Regions from separate parts of the Homo sapiens genome. Here region 1 is linked to region 2. The links are chromatin contacts, found by Hi-C or POLR2A ChIA-PET in ENCODE. All regions are on one chromosome and are shown on one strand. The core of a region is the stretch at or near the end of the contact, and the rest is flanking DNA. Distances in the headings are between cores, read along the strand shown.

Region 1 (7,334 bases), core at 3,994-6,493, 540 kb after region 2:
TCGCCCACGGCCGCCAGGCAGGGGCTGTGGTGTGTGAGCGAGAGTCGGGTGAGCGCTGTGGACGGCAGGTAAGAGTTAGCAGGGTTAGTCACGGCCACACCCCCCACATGCCTTTCAACGACAATCTTATCACCACAACAGACTTCAAATCAGACAAACTTAAAACACGCACACTCAGCAAGACACGAGGTAGAGAGGTTTGCTTTCAGTGGTTGTTTGGAAAGGGGCCCGAGGGCACTGGTGTAGATCAGTCTTTGTAAGGACAGTATTCCTTGACTCTCCCATCCAAATCGCTGCACGCAGGCGGGAGGCTCCTCACCTGCATGCCTGCCCCTCTATCTGATGGATCTGAGACTTAAAGCCCCAGCCACGAAGGGCCAGCCAATGCTGCAGCCCTGAAGGACCCAGACCTGGAGGCTCTCTGGCTTTACTCTGCACCCTGGTCCTCCCCATAGACAGTCAAAGGGATACTGTACCTTTAGAAACTGCCACAGACTCATGACATTTTGTAACAGGACTATTGAGGGTCAGAGAGAAAGAAAGAGAGAGAGGTAGGTGGGTTCTGGCTCTGTGTTTGACTAGTGTTGCTACACCCCCTCCGAGGCAGTGGGGATGGGGTTGGCGAGGTTACGTTACCTTCCTGGACACAGCAAGGGCAGAAGGAGAGAGGTCTACGTCGTGGAGTCCCGCCACTGGGCTCAACTTCAAAAGGGACCAAGCAAGGAAGAGGAGGAGACGGAGAAAGACAAAAAAGGAAGAGGAGGAGAGGAGCAGGAATTTGGAAGTGGAGAGGGACAGGGAGAAGGTGGAATAAAAACAAGCAGAGGACAAAAAGCATAAAAAGTGAGAAAGGAACAACAGGAGGAAAAGAAAATAATACAAGAAATGGAGAAGCAGAAACAAGGGAAACAAAGTCTACAAATGAATTAAGTCCTTTTTTCAGCACGGAACTGAACGAGAGCAGATCCAGCTCTGGCAGCATCACAGAGGGGGCGGGGGGCCAGAGCCACAGTGTGGATTCCTCCAAGAGGGATGATGTGTTCCCTACACAATGATGGCAGCACTCGGGCCACAGGGCCCTCCTGCCTCTACTCCTTATCAGGAGGGCAGTGGCATCTGGGTTGTCATACCGGGGCCTTTGGGGCCTTGGGCCCCCTCCTCAAAGCCCCTGGATAGGTCTGCCTGGCTCTGAGACAGACTGCATTCAATAAGTGGCCAACATGGCTTCCAGGCTTGCAGGTGACAACCTGGGGTCACCTCCCAGACCCACGTGGAATCCTCTAAGATGTCACCACAGGTATGTGCCTGAGGCAAAGCTGGCCTTGACAAGTGCAGGGCAAGGAGGGGCCTCTGAGTCTGTGGGGGCAGCACGCCATCCGGTGACGGGCCTCCAGGACGCTCACACCTGCGCTCCTTCAAATTCTGAGCCAGGACAATTTTGGGGAAATGTACAAACACAGAGGTGACTTCCACCCGTCCGTGTCACTGTCCCCTCTCTCCCCCAGGAACAGGGAGAGCCAACCACCCCCTTTCCTTCTGGCCCTTCTATGGCTGTGCAGGGACCCCATGCTGCAGCTGGGGGCTGTCACACTCTGGATTGTGAGACCAAAGGGGTGAGCTGACAGGACACGCCAAAACTTACAGGAACGATGCTGGGAGGAGTGCTGACGGGGCATCGAGAGACAGTGTGCAGAGAGACATCTCTAGATCTGGGGTCTGATGGCTACTCAAGGACGAGGGAGAGGAGTTTGGCAAGGGACCATCACAGAACCACAGAGCACACACAGGGACAACAGAGCCCAGGAAGACACGGGGCCTCGGCCCGCGGGGAGGGCAGTGTGTGGTTTACAGAGAGAACAGGGTTGAAGAAATGGCCTTGTTTTACTCAACAGAAGGCCAACAAGACAAAGAGCTGGCTGAGAGGCCGCTCAGCGGTGCAGCTGCATGAATACAGGTGTTTTCTGTCTTTGAACCCTTCCAGCGTGGCGTACCTTGGGCACACTGAATCTGCTATTGGGTACAACTTCAAAACCAAAGCCAGGGACAGTGTGCATGCGTGTGAAATGCTGAGTGTACCCAATGTGCTAAGCACACACGGCACAGCCGGCCGAATGCATGGGTACGAGGGAGGATTTCTTTCCTCAACAATACACTCTGCCTTACAGCCGACCTACAGTCAACCTCGGCTTCAAAGTGTAGTCTGTCTTCAGGCTTGGAACACCTGGATGAATCCCATCAAATACGTCAGTGAACAGTCCCTGCCACCTCCTGGGACTGGTGTCACAGGTGAATAGGCCATGCTGTGGAGCGGAACAGCGCCCATGTGATACACAACCAAACACATCCAAAAGGAAGAGGCAGGCGCCTGCACGGGTAATAATTACAACACGTGTTTCTGCTTTCTGGACAGCACAAAATACAGCTTTCAGCTGTTTTTATGTAGGCCACATCCTCATACGCCCTTCCCAACACAGAGAACAATATAACAGAATACTGGGAACAGAATTAGGAAATGAAATTAGAAAAAGGGAGCATCAGGTAAAGCAAGCATTTAAAGAAGCCAAAAAGGCTTTCTCCTAGCAAGAGGCAGAAGCGCGTGTGAGCGGCCGGCGAGTCCGAGCTGCGCTGCGGGGCCGCTACCTTCGGACTTCCCTGTACGCTCCACACTTCCACAACGGGCGAGGCTACTTTTATAATCAGAAAAAATGCCCAATCAATACAATTTTCAAAAGAAGAAGTGGAAGGGAAAAACCAATCCAACAAGGGGAGTTCCACCTGACTGGAACCTGACTGAGCATGCATGGGGCGGGGGTGGGGGGTTTATAGTAAATGCTTTGCCTTTTAGGGGGATGTAAGAAATAGAAGACTTGGTTCACTGGTTCTAAGAACAAAGATGCTGTCAAGCTTCTGGCAAATGGAAGTTTTTTGGTTTTTCTCAACATCAGGGTAACGGGTTTCCATCTGTTGCTAACAGGTGCTATAATTTACCACTTCTCAAAGCACTCCTGCGTGCCCTGGGCGCTGGCCACCCCTCCTGAGCTCCCGAGCAGTGAGCGGGTCCTGGTCAGAGGACCCCTCCTCCCTGGAGCACTCTGCTGCGTCTCCAACACTCGGGGGCACATCTGCTCCATCTTTCCCTCTGAAGCAGCACTTCCTTTGGACGTGTGACCCAGGGGTGGCTCTTTAGTGCCACTCGCTTGACACCTGGCGGGCAGGCAGTGCCTGTCACCAAATTTCAAAAAGCAACAGTACACCACCAGGGAGTGAGGCCTGTCCAGAGCAGCGCATGAGATGGGCACGGATGGCACTCTCCGGCTTCAGGGCGCCCTCGCATGCACCACCCACGTGATCCTCACACCGGCCAGGTGTGGCTGCCAGGATGGGCAAATTCAAATGAGGGTTCTGAGGCTCAACGGAGTTAAGTGTGGCAGAGCCTGGAAAAGAAGCCAAATCTTCTTGCCCACTCTGAACTCAGAGCTTTCCCTCTTCAACACAGGCTCCAGGCAAATGTAACAAATGCTGGCGTCTCAGGCAGCTCAAGGAAGAGCAGTCCCACAGACCCTGATCAGAATGTCACACCTGGAAGGGAGGCCCGATGTCCCTTCCTGCCTCGTCTTCTGAAGAGGCCCTGAGAGGGTAAGTAGAGTCTGTTTTGTCTGTGCCTGGGGAGACAGTGAAGGCAGGACCTGAATCCAGGCCTGGCCTTCCTAAGTCGGGGTACCCCCTACACTACCACCTGGCCCTTGGCGCACCCGAGCACCTCACTCCAGGCCCTGCCTCTCATGGGCCCAAGACCCAGTGTGGGGTAGAATGGCCAACAGTGTGGGGGAAAGAGTGGCCAGCTGTAGGGCAGGTCCCCTTCTCTGTACTTGTACTTCTATATTCCCACCTTCTCTCCAACCAAGACTCTTCACCTTGGCACACTGCATCAAGAAGACACCCGGGCAGCTGGAAAAACAAGCAAGCAGATGAGCCCACACACTGAACCTAGATGGTCATCTGGAAGGCAGGCAGGGCCTACCTTAGTCCTTCTGGTACTCGAAATCCAAGAGCCATAGCCCTGAGACTGGGGAGCAGAGGCTTGAGTGCCTTGCTCACAAGGATTAGTGAGGATGCGGTCAGAAAGCTCGGAGGTACGGGGGCTCACACCTGTGATCCCAGCACTTTGGGAGGTGAGGGTGAGATGACTGCTGAACCCAGGAGTTCGAGACCAGCCTGGGCAATGCAGTGAGACCCCGTCTCTACAACAATTAGCTGGGTGTGGTAGTGTGAGTATCTATAGTCCCAGCTACTCAGGAGGCTACGGTGGGAGGGCTGCTTGAGCCCGGGAGGTCAAGGCTGCAGAGAGCCGTGACTGCACCACTGCACTCCAGCCTGGGTGAGTGAGACCCTATCTCTAAAAAATAAATAAATAAGTAATAATAGCCCAGAGGGGCCAAGACAAAGGCCCAACTCTGTTCATAGCCCGACAACCACCAGTGACAATCTGTGTGGCGGTGGGTGCTGGCTTGATGCTCTGCATTTCCGACTCAATCATTCAATTCTGCCTGGTTCTATTTGACCCACTGGCTTCTACATGGATGCTGATATCAAAAACAGCAATATCATACATGAATCATGGCCTGTGGTAAGGATGATGCGGGAGACTACTAATTTATGCCAGAAATGTTTACTGAGCACCCCAAACGCACCGGCCACCAACGCTAACCACGTGGCAGCCAGCAGAGGACGCAGAGGTGGGCACAGCCACAGCGGGCAGGCACGTCGGCGGGCCGTCCTCCAGGCCTGCTGGACAACTGGCCCCGGGGACCTGCCTCATCTTGGTATCCACCTCTGCCCACTAGACAGGCTCCCAGCTCCCCCTGGTTGGACAAAGGCACCATCACCACAGAGCTGGGGAGGTCCCTAAAGCAGTGTCCAGCAGACCAAAAGAGGGCCAATGAGGGAGACTTCTAGAGCCCAGAGGCCCCAGCCTGGAATGCTGCATTTCCCCAGGGAACACGGGTTAGGTCCTGGAGTGTCACCAGACTAGTACCACACACAGAGGTGTAATGAGGAAAATGGGCTTTTTATGAGCCGAGCCACCATTTACAACTCTATTTCCACGTGAAAATACAGAATCCCAAATAATCAGCTTGCAAGCGTTTTAGAATACCAGACTTTCAAGAGGTGGAGGCTGGCCCCACACCCTCCCTTCTGATATGCTGTTGTGTGTTTCACGCACACAGAAACTCTGTAGAGCCCCAAGGTTAACGTCTTCCCCTTTCAGCCACACTTTTGGAACATCCTGCGTAGATAGAGATCATTTTTGGTTTTCAGTTCCCTTTGGTCTCTGAGGATCACGCTCCAAGGCGTCAGGGACAGGAAAGAGGCTCGCTTATTCTCAGGCATATTTTGAGGCTCCACTTTCCTGCCTCTCTGGGCAGCCACGTGCAGCCCTTAGCTTACCAGGGTGGACTCTCTGGACTCTCATTTCTCACACTTGTTTTGGCGGTGATGCCACTATATTTACTGCTAACTATAGTACCACTATAAATAATAACATAAATATTATAATGATAAATAGTGTTGGAGCAATGCCTTTTTTTTTTTTTTTTTTGAGACAGAGTCTCCCTCTGTCACCCAGGCTGGAGTGCAGTGGCGCGATCTCGGCTCACTGCAAGCTCCGCCTCCCGGGTTCACGTCATTCTCCTGCCTCAGCCTCCTGAGTAGCTGGGACTACAGGCGCCCGCCACCACACCCGGCTAATTTTTTGTATTTTTAGTAGAGATGGGGTTTCACCATGTTAGCCAGGATGGTCTCGATCTCCTGACCTTGTGATCTGCCCGCCTCGGCCTCCCAAAGTGCTGGGATTACAGGTGGGAGCCACCGTGCCCGGCCAGAGCAATGCCTTTTTATTGAACTCCTGTCGGAGACACCAAAGAGCTTTTGTCACCTTTTCCTGGGAAACACAAGGGGAATTACCTGTCATGGCTATGCCCAACTGACTGGATTAAACTTTCAGAAAGCAGCCAAGTGCGGTGGCTCACACCTGTAATCCTAGCATTTGGGATGCCGAGACAGGTGGATCACTTGAGGTCTGGAGTTCAAGACCAGGCTGGCCAACATGGTGAAACCCCGTCTCTACTAAAAACACAAAATTAGCTGGGTGTGGTGGCGCACGCCTGTAGTCCCAGCTACTCAGGAGGCTGAGGCAGGAGAATTGCTTGAACCCGGGAGGTGGGGGTTGCAGTGAGTGGAGATGGCGCCACTGGGTGGGTTCCAGCCCGGGTGACAGAGCCAGACCCTGTCTCAAAAACTTTCACAAAGCAAAGTGCTCAGGGCTGGAATTCCTTGGCGGCTCAGGTTTACGGAGTGGGGCCACCGTAGATTTTCCACTCTGCCTTGCTCAGGTTATGCAGCCTGGGAAGTGTGAGGGAAGACTGACCAAATGTGTTGCTGACTAAGAAGGCACTCGGCTATTCTGAGTCCCCAACCCAGGAAGCCTATTTGGTGGGCACCACCAATGCCATGCTCCTGGCCTGGGGCAGCCTTGGCACTGCAAGGCTGAGGTCCAGTCTAAAACCTCGGGCGATGACAAACACCATGGCCCTGACAGGGGTCCCAGCTGGCTGGTGTGCAATACTGCAGACATGCAAGCAGCTGTCATGACAGGGTGAGGCTGGTCCGGCAGGCCCAGTCTAGCATACACATAGTGGGGCTGGGAGACACCTGGTGCTACACAGACTTAATGCAGAGATAAAGCTCCAGGTTGGGAGGAAAAGTGAAGGCAAAAAACCAAACAAATGCATGTAAGAATTACAATCTAAAACACACAAACACACACACACACGCGCGCTGGGAAACCTCACTCTAAAACACACACACACACACACACACACACACACACACGCGTTGGGAAACCTCGCAGGTTCCAAAGTTCCTAAGCAAAGCAGAACCAAGCTGATGGTGGACTGGTCAGGCAAACCAAGAACCTATCAACATGAAACTCAGAGAAGCAGAGAGAACAGGAAGACGGCTGCTCAGAAGGGCAGGGGCTGGCGTCCCTGCACCTCCATCTCACAACAGCAAGAGGCCACCTCCAGTCCTTCATGTTACATTTCTAAACCTTTTGTGTTCTTTAAATTTCCTTTGAGACATATAAATCAAGAGATGAGGTCCCCGAAAACTAGAAATTATGTGTGTGTATTTTCAATCAGTTTTAGAAGAAATGTGGTTTTCTTCTAGATTTCCAGTCATCTGTCTGTTCTAGTGCAATAAAGCAGGCTGGGCCGGCCTGTTCAGGGTCCCAGGGCAGAAGAAAGAAGGGGAGTGGCCACCTGGGGACCCTTCCT
Region 2 (7,429 bases), core at 4,304-6,803:
GAAACCCAGTCTCTACTAACAATTCAAAAATTAGCCGGACATGGTAGCACGCCTCTATAGTCCCAACTACTCAGGAGGCTGAGGCAGGAGAATTGCTTGAACCCGGGAGATGGAGGTTGCAGTGAGCCAAAATCCCGCCACTGCACTCCAGCCTGGATGCCAGAGCGAGACTCTTTCAAAAAATAAAATAAAATAAAATAACAGAGAGAAAGAGAGAGGCCAAATAGGCAAATATTGTAAAAAGTTTATCTTTGTTGAATCTAGGTGGTCAATTATGTGCATATTCTTTCTAACTTTCTCTATGTTTGAAATTTGCCGTAATAATAAGTTTGAAAACTAGATGGAGATGTAAAGACAGGGCCTCTCAGCTGATGGTGTTTGCCTACCTGGTTCCCTCTCTTGGTCTTCTGCCCAGATATTGGCCCCACTGCTATTCCAGCCTGGATCCCCTGAGGCTTGAATGAGTTTAGGGACTTGCTGGGCCCCTAGAATCAGACCAGGAAACACTCGATCTGGGGCTGGACAACTAAGGCAGGATTCTTAATTGGTATATTAGAGATGAAGACAAACATGTCTCCCATAAGGGCAGCCTTTGGGAGACACAGCCCCTACACAGAAAAGCGAGAGTCCCTCCTGGGCATTTCTCCCAGTGTGAAGAGGAACACAGTAAAAGGATTAGCAGCAAGGATGGACCCAGAATTTAGAGCCATTTACAAGGGTACAAAATCATTCCTGGCTACAAAGGGTAAAAATGAGAAAAGAGGGTAAAATGAGAAATGAACACGGTGGCTCACGCCTGTAATCCCAACACTTTGGAAGACCAAGGCGGGCGGATCTCTTGAGGTCAGGAGTTCAAGACCAGCCTGGCCAACATGGTGAAACCCCTGTCTCTACTAAAAATACAAAAATTAGCTGGGCGTGGTGGCACGCGCCTATAATCCCAGCTACCAGGGAGGCTGAAGCAGGAAAATCACTTGAACAAAGGAGGCAGAGGTTGCAATAAGCCGAGATTGTGCCACTGCACTCCAGCCTGGGTGACAGAGTGAGACTGTCTCAAAAAAAAAAAAAAAAAGAGAGAGAGAGAAAGAGAGATAAAAGAATAAAAGTTTAGGACGGGCGCAGTGGTTCACGCCTGTAATACTAGCACTTTGGGAGGCCAAGGCAGGCAGATCACCAGGTCAGGAGATCGAGACCATCCTGGCTAACATGGTAAAACCCCATCTTTACTAAAAATAAAAAATAAAAAAAATTAGCTGGGCGTGGTGGCGGGCGCCTGTAGTCCCAGCTACTTGGGAGGCTGAGGCAGGAGAATGGTGTGAACCTGGGAGGCAGAGCTTGCAGTGAGCTGAGATCGCGTCACTGCACTCAAGCCTGGAGAACAGAGCGAGACTCCGTCTCAAAAAAAAAAAAGAATAAAAGGTTAGCCGGGTGTGGTGGTTCACGTCTGTAATCCCAGCACTTTGGGAGCCCAACACGGGCTGATCACCTGAGGTCTGGAGTTCCAGACCAGCCTGACCAACGTGGCAAAACGCCATCTCTACTAAAAATACAAAAATTAGCCAGGCATGGTGGTGGGCGCCTGTAATCCCAATTACTTGGGAGGCTGAGGCAGGAGAATCGCTTGAACCTGGGAGTCGGAGGTTGCAGTGAGCTAAGATCGTGACATTGCACTCCAGCATGGGTAACGGAGTGAGACCCTGTTCCAAAAAAAACCAAAAAAAGTGGCAAAAATAGACTTAAAGAATTTTTTTTTTCCTTGAGATGGAGTCTCTCTCAGGCGTGATCTCGGCTCACTGCAACCTCCGCCTCCCGGGTTCACACCATTCTCCTGCCTCAGCCTCCCGAGTAGCTGGGATTACAGGTGGCCGCCACCATGCCCGGCTAATTTTTGTATTTTTTAGTAGAGACAGGGTTTCACCATATTGGCCAGGCTGATCTCGAACTCCTGACCTTGTGATCCACCCACCTCAGCCTCCCAAAGTGCTGGAATTACAGGCATGAGCCACCGTGCCCAGCCAAGAATATTTTTTGAGGATTGTAAGCTCCTTTAGGAGGAGAACCACGCCTGGCTTGCTATCTCCCCACCAGAACCCCCATCTCTATCACAGGGTCTTACACAAAACAGGTACTCCAAAAAAAAAAACTTTAAAAATTCATCAGTTCTTGATTCTCTCATCTAACCTGGTGTAAATGGCTGAAGTAGAGATGGGTGGGATCTAGGCCTTTGGACATTTGACTGCATCACAGATGCTGAGGCAAAACCCACCCGCCAGGAGACTGCTTGAATTTTCACTAGAATGCCAGTCCTAGCCTTGGAGTTATGGCTTGAGCCTAGGAGTTCAAGCCTAGCCTGGGCAACATAGGGAGACCCCGTCTCTAGAAAAAATTTAAAAAATTAATTGGGTGTAGTGGTGCATATCTGTAGTCCCAGGCAGCCAGGAGGCTTGCCTAAGCCCAGGGGTTTAAGACTGCAATGAGCTATGATTGTGCTATTGCACTCCAGCCTGGGAAAAAGAGCCAGATCCTGTCTTAAAAAAAAAAAAATGGTTAGGGCCAAGTGGGGTGGCTCACGCCTGTAATCCCAGCACTTTGGGAGGCTAAGGCAGGTGGATTGCCTGAGGTCAGGAGTTCAAGACCAGCCTGGCCAACATGGTGAAACCCCGTCTCTACCCAAAATACAAAAATTAGCCAGGCATGCTGGCGCGCGCCTGTAGTCCCAGCTACTTGGGAGGCTGAGGCAGGAGAATCGCTTGAACTCAGGAGGCGGAGGTTGCAGTGAGCTGAGCATCACGCCACTGCACTCCAGCCTGGGCAACAGAGTAAGACTGTCTCAAAAAAAAAAAAAAACAGGTTAAAACATAATAAAAATGGAGATTTTAATAGCGCCTCCCTCACTAAATAATCCCATAGGATAAAGGATGTAAAACTTCTGCCACAATGCATGATACATATATAGCAGGCACTCAAGAAAGAATAGCTGGTATTATTCTTGTTATTATTGCAACTATAGTCGATAAAGCCTTTGTAAGTACAATCTACCAGAATACATTTCTTAAGGCTAAGTTTCTTAAATGTAACAAATAAATTCCACTATCACCTTTGAAATCCATTTATCAGTCCGCTTGGTTTATTTTCCCATGTTCTTTAGGTTGAAGGGAGAAATGGGAGATGTTTGACAGAATTTTTTTTTTTTTGATGGAGTCTCGCACTGTAGCCAGGCTGGAGTGCAGTGGCACGATCTCAGCTCACTGCAACCTCTACCTCCCAGGTTCAAGCGATTCTCCTGCCTCAGCCTCTCAAGTAGCTGGGACTACAGGCACGCACCACCACGCCCAGCTAATTTTTGTATTTTTAGTAGAGACGGGGTTTCATCATATTGGCCAGGATGGTCTCAATCTCCTGACCTCGTGATCCATCCGCCTCAGCCTCCCAAAGTGCTGGGATTATAGGCACGAGCCACCGTGCCCAACCTTGACAGAATTGTTTTCGGAGAGTTCCATTAAATTTGGCCTCACCAATAGGTGGGTCCACTCTATTCGGATAAGGACTAAGTCAACCGTTATCTCTGTATTCCTTTGGGTCCAGCAATGTCAGTCACAGAGTAAGTGCTCAAAGAAACGTTTGATAAATGAAATGGAATCCATCTGAAGCCCAAGAGCACTTACCTTATATAAAGCAGAGCTCAGGGAGCCTCCCTGGGAGGTAGAAGGTGCAGGAGCCATTAATCCCATAGAAATCTGAACCGGAAATGCTCAAGAAGATGGTATGCTGGAGCTTCTGCCCTTTGGAACCCCTGACCTGCAAGAGGCAACTCCCAGAGCTTCCCTAAGATAAAAGTTTTAACTGGTGCCTCAGCCAGGGAATCTGGGTTTGGGAAAAAGACAGCAATTCAAGCTGGCTGTCTGACCAACCAACCACCATTAAGGGGTAATTTTTCGTTGTTGTTGTTTTTGTTTTATACAGAGTCTCGCTCTGTCGTCCAGGCTGGAGTGCAGTGGCATGATCTCAGCTCATTGCAACCTCTGCCTCCCAGGTTCAAGTAATTCTCCTGTCTCAGCCTCCCAAGTAGCTGGGACTACAGGCACCTACCACCACGCCCTGCTAATTTTTCTATTTTTAGTAGACATGGGGCTTCAACTTGTTGGTCAGGCTGGTCTCAAACTGCTGACCTCAGGTGATCCACCTGCCTCAGCCTTCCAAAGTGCTGGGATTACAGGCTACAGGTGTGAGCCAACACACCCCACCTAAGGGGCGATTTTATTGGGTTATCCTGTCTCTGGAGAAGGAAACAGGCCACAGTCAATGAAATTAGCATTCTAAAAGCAAGAGAATCTGTAAAGTAGAAAAGGACCTTGAGATGGGAGCATGCGTTTTACACAGGAAGGCCCAGATTTGGCCCAGTCTGCCCCAAGACCACCTAACTTGTCAGTAGCAAAGCTGGGATGAATAAAAGCTCAGCTTCCTGACTCCCTGTCCCCAGTTCTTTCCACCACTCCAGCTGGCCACTCCCAATCCCCCTGCTAAGCCAACCCACCTACAGTGTCACTGTCCCTCATTCCCAAATCCCTTACTCAATCCCCCACAGCCTTTTCCATCCTTCCTGCCTTCCTAGCGCTATAGGGTTGGCGGGGCAGAGTGCTCAGAGACCAGCAAGCTGGGATGTGGGGTCTTCCCGAGGTGGTGCAGGATGTTTTGGCTGCTTAGAGGAGGAGCAGGGCAGGCATCTGCAAAAGGCATCTGCATTTCTTACACACTCCCTAACTGCCAGGCCCAGTGCCAGATCGCAGACCCTTTGTCAACAGAGATGCCCTGGCTTTGTAAACCAAGAGGGAGGCAGAAAAAGTCCTCTAGCAACACAGACTGGCCTCTGGGGGAGGCGGGAGAGGGAATTGTCTACGAAAGTTCTCATTTAAACAAACAAACAACAAGATGAAAATAATAAGCTAGGCAAAGAGCCAAGGGGGAACAGCAAGCAAACTCCTGAAATTGCACTGTAATTAAAGCATAGCTGCCTTCCAGATTCTCAAGTGCTGAGATGGGCTGGAGGGATGTTTACTAACCTGGTCAAAAGACATCAGGGCAAATTAAGCTCATCCCAGCCTTGCCTCCAAACACTTTAGAATGCAAATGAGACATGCCAAATTTGCATCTGGGGCATGAAGGGGACCAATAAGTAACCTGTACAGGTCTTGAGCGTTTGGTGAGAAGAATCCAAACTGGCCACTGTGAAGGGAGGCACTGGGGAATGCTGAGCAGGGGGTGGGGTGGCTATCCTGTTTCACCAGAGATGATTTTTTTTTTGGTTTGGTCCAGGCCGATCTCGAGGCTAGGAGCTAGCTGACTAGCCCTCCAGGACCATGCCAATTCACATATGAGAGTACACCAGACTTAGGCCCAGGAAGATTTACATGAGTTTGTGCCAGTATTAACCCCCGGAGATGCCTACCCAATCAGAGCCATTGCGCCAAGGCAAGGAAGGCATTGCCAGGGCGTTTGCATGACAGAAACTAGCATATGGGCTCAAGAGAAACCTTTCTGGGCAGGGGGAGGGAGGGCCATACCCACATGAATCACTCTCTGGTGGTTTTGCTTTGGTTTCAGAACCTGTGGCTAAGGCAGAAGGACCAGTAGGGCCCCTGGCCGCGTTGATTTTTCTCCTCCCAGCTGCTTCTGTCTCTCTCTCAGGCTCCTGGAAACAAAACAGCTGAGCAGATAAACAAGTCACCACCTGCACCCTCCTCCCCCGTGACACCGCCCCTGTCCCCAAGTCCCACCCCTTCTTCTTGCACTCTCTCCCTCCATTCCTCCCTGAAGCCAAACTTCCGGCAGCAGCTGCAGCTGCTCTCTCCCCTCCCATGCCTGCCTCCCCAGCACAGTCCCCTGCCGCAGCCCCTGCCCCACCAATGGCAAATGAGGAACATGTGTATAGAGCCCTGGGCTCTCCCTCCTCCTGAGGCCATTTCCAACAAAACACTTGTGCTTTCTGAAAGTAAGATGTGGAGCTCTGGAGTCCCCAAGGAAAACGGGTTTATGGCATCCGCCAGCCCTGGAGCCAGTGAGTGTCTGGCCCCTTGGCCCAGAGCCCCACTGCCAGGCACAGGCAAACTGGGAGGAAGGGGTTAATCTGAGCAGAGGAGGCCAGGAGGGGCCCAGTTCCATTCCCGACTGCAGGGGATGCTCATCCCCGGGATGGAGGTCAGCAGGAAGCAGCTCAAAGAGGCCAGGAGGCCAAGGCCCAGTTTAAACACTGAATGAAGGCCACCTTTTCAGTAGCATGCACATGTGTGCATGCACACACACGTACACACTCATACACACATGTTACCATGCACATAGTATCCTCTTATTAACAACGTTAAGGTTGTCACGACAGACTCTGGGTTTGGTGTCGGAAGCCCTGCATCAGGGCTGTTTAATAAGTCCCCAGCGCCAATGGTAGGCACTATGGAGGCCCAAACTGTTGGGGAGGGGAACCTCAGAGTGCCTTCTCCCAGGGAGGGGTGTGTGTGCCAGGAGCTGGGTGATGGAGCTCCTCCAGAGCTTTTCTTGGAAGTTCAGAGTTTAACTCTGGGTTAGTAGGGCTCACCTTAGTTCTGAGGCATGTAGGTGAAGACACTGCAATTAGGAAGGTGATGGGGCAGGGGACTAGCCTGTCTTCACCCCCAGGCTTATGTCTGTCTTTCTTCCTTTCTTCCTTTTCTTTCCTTCCTTCTTCCTTCCTTTCTTCCTTTCCTTCTTTCCTTCTTCTTTCTTTTTTTTTTTTGAGATGGAGTCTAGCTCTGTCACCCAGGCTGGAGTGCAATGGTGCGATCTCAGCCCACTGCAACCTCCGCCTCCCGGGTTCAAGTGATTCCCCTGCCTCAGCCTCCCAAGTAGCTGGGATTACAGACACCCACCACCACGCCCAGCTAATTTTTGTATTTTTAATAGAGACGGGGTTTCACCATGTTGGCCAGGCTGGTCTTGAACTCCTGACCTCAAGTGATCCACCTGCCTTGGCCTCTCAAAGTGTTGGGATTACAGGCGTGAGCCACCGTGGCTGGCCCTTTTCTTTTTTCTTTTTTTTTTTTAAGAAGCAGAGTCGGCCGGGCGCAGTGGCTCACACCTATAATCCCAGCACTCTGGGAGGCCCAGGTGGGTGGGTCACGAGGTCAGGAGTTCAAGACTAGTCTGGCCAACATAGTGAAACCCTGTCTCTACTAAAATACAAAAAATTAGCCAGGCATGGTGGCGTGTGCCTGTAGTCCCAGCTACTCAGGAGGCTGAGGCAGGAGAATCGCTTGAACCCAGGAGGCGGAGGCTGCAGTGAGCCAAGATCGCACCACTGCACTCCAGCCTGGGCGACAGACAGAGTGAGACTCCATTTCAAACAAACAAACAAAAAGAAAAAAAGAAAGAAAGAAAGAAAAAGTAAGAGTCTCGCTCTGTC

Evidence for each region. Hi-C counts contacts between places; a loop is a spot of excess contacts on that map. ChIA-PET counts read pairs that join two places held with the same protein, here RNA polymerase II (POLR2A). Pooled maps may share reads with other maps.
Region 1: a map with no recorded cell type shows a loop between it and region 2 (15-fold over the local background). The contact joins two enhancer-like sites. A Hi-C loop is called at or near these places in 4 of 37 single-sample maps with no recorded cell type and 3 of 50 pooled maps. POLR2A ChIA-PET finds 5 or more read pairs at or near these places in 1 of 52 experiments (Panc1).

The regions. Positions count from the first base shown.
Region 1 is chr22:17,793,093-17,800,426 of GRCh38, forward strand. All of the region lies in intron 29 of MICAL3 (microtubule associated monooxygenase, calponin and LIM domain containing 3), which reads right to left. Among named protein-coding and RNA genes, the nearest start is that of LINC00528, 19 kb to the left of the region's middle. RefSeq lists enhancers at 1,373-1,872, 2,490-2,599, 2,720-2,789, 5,080-5,129, 7,271-7,334. Within about 2 kb of position 5,244, at least 5 of the 41 ENCODE cell types and tissues checked have a DNase peak (open chromatin) inside an H3K27ac peak, as active enhancers do.
Region 2 is chr22:17,252,603-17,260,031 of GRCh38, forward strand. CECR3 (cat eye syndrome chromosome region, candidate 3) reads right to left here. Exons shown (of 3, transcript NR_038398.2): 3 at 4,257-5,704. Among named protein-coding and RNA genes, the nearest start is that of CECR3, 10 kb to the right of the region's middle. Within about 2 kb of position 5,554, at least 19 of the 41 ENCODE cell types and tissues checked have a DNase peak (open chromatin) inside an H3K27ac peak, as active enhancers do.